Linked DNA regions of Homo sapiens: region 1 is linked to region 2. A link is an interaction called in ENCODE POLR2A ChIA-PET data of the cell type or tissue named here. Cell type or tissue: MCF 10A. All regions are shown on one strand.

Evidence for each region. Peaks named below come from ENCODE experiments on the same cell type or tissue, not always from the same donor. Only the 100,000 strongest peaks of a DNase experiment are listed, where the experiment ranks them.
Region 1: POLR2A ChIA-PET joins it to region 2 with 10 read pairs; 7 of 35 experiments call an interaction of 5 or more read pairs at or near these places.

What each region holds. Positions count from the first base shown.
Region 1 is chr20:35,356,789-35,359,288 of GRCh38, forward strand. All of the region lies in intron 6 of UQCC1 (ubiquinol-cytochrome c reductase complex assembly factor 1), which reads right to left. Among named protein-coding and RNA genes, the nearest start is that of UQCC1, 54 kb to the right of the region's middle. In MCF 10A, no CTCF peak of the experiment used is centred here; a DNase peak (open chromatin) is centred at 1,043.
Region 2 is chr20:35,304,865-35,307,364 of GRCh38, forward strand. It overlaps UQCC1 (ubiquinol-cytochrome c reductase complex assembly factor 1), which reads right to left. Exons shown (of 10, transcript NM_018244.5): 9 at 1,802-1,915. Among named protein-coding and RNA genes, the nearest start is that of FAM83C, 14 kb to the left of the region's middle. RefSeq lists enhancers at 1-258, 550-1,749, 842-1,136. In MCF 10A, a CTCF peak has its summit at 2,296 (motif pointing left); DNase peaks (open chromatin) are centred at 1,037, 1,567 and 2,387.

The sequences.
Region 1 (2,500 bases), 52 kb after region 2:
TTCAGTCCTCACAAGTACAGTAATTTAAGCTTCAAAACTAGCATCATATTAGAAATAGCACATCAGGAAAAAAAAAGACTGGCTAACTGGAGGCAAGCATACCTATAACAAGAGTAACTGCTAGCAGCCTAGTAGGAAAAGAGGAAATGAAAAATTTATTTAATAGAGACACGAAAAAAATAACAGAGCAATTGAGGTTCAACAGGTACAACTCAGAGACAATAGTCTGGCAAAATACAGTTAAGAGTTATCAGGACATCCTGAATCATTCAGAAAAGACTGAAGTATGTTGAATGGTAAAAGAAAACTAAATAGGCCAGGTGCAGTGGCTCATGCCTGTAATCCCAGCACTTTGAGAGGTCGAGGCAGGCAGATCACCTGAGCTCCGGAGTTCGAGACCAGCCTGGACAACATGACGAAACCTCATCTCTATAAAAAATACAAAAATTAGGCCGGGCGCAGTGGCTCACGCCTGTAATCCCAGCACTTTGGGAGGCTGAGGCAGGCAGATCACCTGAGGTCAGGAGTTCAAGACCAGCTTGACCAACATGGTGAAACCACATCTCTACTAAAAATGCAAAATTAGCTGGGCGTGGTGGCACATGCCTGTAATCCCAGCTGCTTGGGAGGCCGAGGCAGGAGAATGGCTTGAACCAGGGAGGCGGAGGTTGCAGTGAGCCGAGTTCACACCATTGCACTCCAGCCTGGCAACAGAGCAAGACTCCGTCTCAAAAAAAAATTAGTGGGGCACGGTGGTGCATGACTGTAGTCTCAGCTACAGTCTGAGGCAGGAGAATCGCTTGAGCCCCAGAGGTGGAGGTTGCAGTGAGCTATGGTAGTGCCATTGTACTCCAGCCTGGGAGACACAGTGAGACCTTGTCTCAAAAAAAAAAAAAAAAAGAAAGAAAAAGAAACAAAGAAAAATAAATAAAACAAAGTCAAAATGGTTAATAAAAATAAAAGACTTGAAGATCCTGCTACCCACTGCAAAACAAAGCCAACACCTGTCACAGACTCTGACCATATAACAATAACGTTGAGTCATTAAGTAAGCTATTTCACAATACAGCTCACTTTAACTCACATCATGGGTGTATACCCTCATAATAAATGCCTAAATTTAACATTGAGAGGTCAAATTACATTTTGCCACTGATTTAAAGTCATAATGTCAGACCTCTGTTGGAAACGAGGGGGAATTGAGAAGGGCAGGGGGCATTATGGAGGGGATAACACACTTCCATGCTAAAACATAATAAATAAAAACTGCCCTTAAGAATGCAGGCTGGGCGCGCTGGCTCATGCCTGTAATCCCAGCACTTTGGGAGGCCGAGGAGGGTGGATCACCTGAGGTCAGGAGTTTGAGACCAGCCTGGCCAACCTGGTGAAACCTCATCTCTACTAAAAATACAAAAATTAGCTGGGCATGGTGGCAGGTGCCTGTGGTCCCAGCTACTCCGGAGGCTGAGGCAGGAGAATCGCTTGAACTTGGGAGGCAGAGGTAGCAGTGAGCCGAGACTGTGCCATTGCACTCCAGCCTTGGCATCAACAGTGAGAGACTCTGTCTCAAAAAAAAAAAAAAAAAAAAAAAAGCAAAGTATCAGTGTGCCAATCTGTATCCAGGAAACAAAAAAAATGCAAAATAAACTTAAAAAAATCTTGTAATGAAAAAGATTCCTATATTAATTAACTAATCATTTATTGAACAAGTATTACTAAGCACCTACTCTGAATATAGACTGAATCTGTGCAGAAGCTACTACTCTGTTTAGGATCAAACTCAAGTTGCTCCTCCCAAGTTTGATGTGTCACCCAGGCTGGAGTGCAGTGGCATGATATTGGCTCACTGCAATCTCTGCCTCCCGGGTTCAAGAGATTCTCCTGCCTCAGCTTCCTGAGTAGCTGGGATTACAGGCACCCACCACCACACCCAGCCAATTTTTGTATTTTTAGTACAGACACGGTTTCACCATGTTGGTCAGGCTGGTCTCAAACTCCCGACCTCAAGTGATCCACCTGCCTCAGCCTCCCAAAGTGCTGGGATTACAGGCGTGAGCCACCGCGCCTGGCCTGATGATGTTCTTAAACCCACAATTTATTATTTAGGTTTTAAGCTTCACAGTACTATCCTTGTCTCTCAGTGATTCCAGTGGCTCATACATAATACTGATCTCTTTTACATATAAGAAAGGCAAATAACGCAGCTAGCAAAGTAAAGAAAAAAAGGAGTGTTCAAACCTGGCGTGCAAATATCTCTAAAAGGCAAGCATGGAGACGGGACAAAGGAAGAAAATGTCACTCACTAGGAATATCAAATAATAAAGGGCTGAAGCTATCAATCCTGCCTTATAGAAAATAATAATAATGATTACTACCATTTACTATGTTCTGTAATGTGAGACTTGTCACTGTAAGATGCATTTACATTCATTCTGTCTCTCAGGACATTATAACTGTCCCCGTTTCACAGAAAAGAAAACACACTCTGAAGAGGTTAAGT
Region 2 (2,500 bases):
AGCCTCTCGCACGTGTCTTGGCTCTGGATTCCCACCTGCCCTGCCATCTCTTCCCTAAAGCCCACTCCTCCCTTACAGTGACTCCATTTCTGCCCCCAGTGCCACCCCTCTGCCCACCTCCTGGGTTGAAAATCTCAACAGAACCTCTGGTTGGCTCTTGGGCCATCGGCCACACCAAACAGTCTGCTCAAGGCCCAGCTCCTGCTCTTCCTTTCCCGGCCTTCAGCACTCTGCCCTCCCTGTATCACATAACAGGCTGGCTTACTCCAGGGTTAGCCGTGTGCCTGGGCTTCCTCACCAAACCATGAGCTGGCTCCTCGAGGGCAGGACTGGGTCTTATTAATCGTTGCTTTCCCAAGAGTACATGGAGCAGCAGGTGCTCAAAAGGTTTGCTGATAGAACTGGGTCCCCACCAAAGCTCCCTGCTTTCCCAAGAACCCCTTCACGGTTTTTCCACTGCCTCTCACTGGGGCCACATGGGACCTCTTGTAGGGACAATGGTTGTGGCAGCCCCTTCCTAGAGGGCCCTCGGAGAAGTCCCAGTGTGTCTTGTTGGGGCTTCTGGCACAAGCCCACCATGGCAGATGGAAATGTTGGGCAGGTCTCTCAGAAAACACAGCATTTGCTTTGCGAATTGCTACTCCCGTCTGAGGGTGAGTCCAGTCAACAGAGTATCAGAATTCTCTGTGAGTGGGGCCCTCTGGCCATGCCGTGCCCTCTCCCTGGCTCTAGCAGATTTGAAGAGTGGTCAAACAGAAGTCCTGGCTCCTGGGATTCTCTACCCTGTGGGTCTGCAGAGCCCCAGTATGTGGTTTTTCCAGCAGTTAACAAGCTAGTCCTATGGGCCCTGTCTTCTCAAGAGCTGAAGTCCAGCCTTGCCTTTCCTGGTTGTTGAAGACCATGAATACAAGTGAACAAGAGAGTAACTGTGGCGTGACACCCCTTCAGCTCCAGGGGCCAGGCCATGAAGCAAAGGTGTGACTCATGGCACAGCCTGAGCTGTCTGAGGCAGCTGAGGCCTCAGTGGTCACATGAATCACACAGCTTGGGGCCCTAGGGCAGCTGTGCAGGCTGACTCACTGGGAGGCCCTGGAAGAGCCTCTATGTCCTCTTCGCTGCCAGTCAGCTCACTCATCTATCAAGTATGAGTTTCCCATCAATACAGGATCTGAGGGCAGGGAGGTCAAGGAATTAATTCCCCGGGGCTTGAGGACAGCTATGTGGGTAAGCAGCCCCCACTGCGGAGCTTTCTCGTAGAAGCTTTGATGTCGGGGAGCCCTGGGGAGCCAGAGGGGTGAGAAACTGAAGTGGGGGGACTCTACTTGACTGTGGAGAGCATCTAGCAGGAAGAGGCTGTCTGTGAAATGCTGCCTGCTGCCCAGTTTTGCTGGAAGTCAGGAGCAGGAAACAAATCCAAGTGGGTAGAGAAGGGGTCCACAGTGGGCAGCTGCTACTACACCACGTGCTCATATCTGCCAGGACTCTGTGGGCCCAGCTGCTAGCATAGCACTGGGCGCACAGTAGGCAATGAGGTGCACAGTGAATGAATGACTCAAAGTTCCTGAGGGCAGGAGACTACTCGATGCCTCTTTCTCTCTCTCTTCCCATTTCCCGCTCCCTGGCCCAGTTCATGGTTGGACATACAGAAGGCGCTCCTTCTTCAGCGTCTAGTGCTGATGTGATCTGGTCAGAATTCTCTCAGGCTGGTCCTTGGTAACTCCACCTCTCATGATCCCCTGAAAGCCCAAGAGGAGGACCCACTGTTGCCAGGACTTGGGAGGGGAGGGAAAGGGTCACTCACCTGTTTCCTCACATACTCTACCAGCAATTCAAGATGTCGAGGGTCTTCACATTTCCGGTTGAAGAAGGTTCTCCAGAGGGCAGCGGCCAGCCCATGATCATCTGAAAGGATCCCCTGGAACATACAGCACAGCAGTGGTCTCCTGAGGGATCCACAGAGCCAGGACACAGACGGTGGGGATACTATGAACATGCTAGCAACCATGGAATCAGCTCAGAAGGGCCCTCCACGCACAAGAGGAAAATGGGGCAGTCACACAGTAGAGGTGGAAGGGGTCTTACAAGGGTATCTGGCCCAATCCCTTCATTTTATTACATACAGAGGGAGAACAGGGGGTCCAGAGGGGCCAAGCCACCAGTTAGGTGATGCAGAGCTGGGACTCAGGCAGTACTCCGTACTGCGCCTGGCCCAGGCAACACTTGAGAGGCTGAGAAGAGAAACAGTAGCAGCAATGCTCCCCCTGCTGTCCATAGCAGCAATGCTCCCCCTGCTGTCCACAGGGCACGGGCTGGGAATATTGTGAATGTATGTTTCTCCCAGGAATGGAGGTGGGCATGGACTGTGCCTTCTTGCTTGGTCCAAGGACCAAGGCAAGGCAACTGGTCCTTGGGGGAAGGGAGCCAGCTACCTTGTCTTCACTCTTACCCAACTCTGGGCCCAGCCTCTCCCTAAGTAGGGGAACAGGATGTTCAGCAGGAT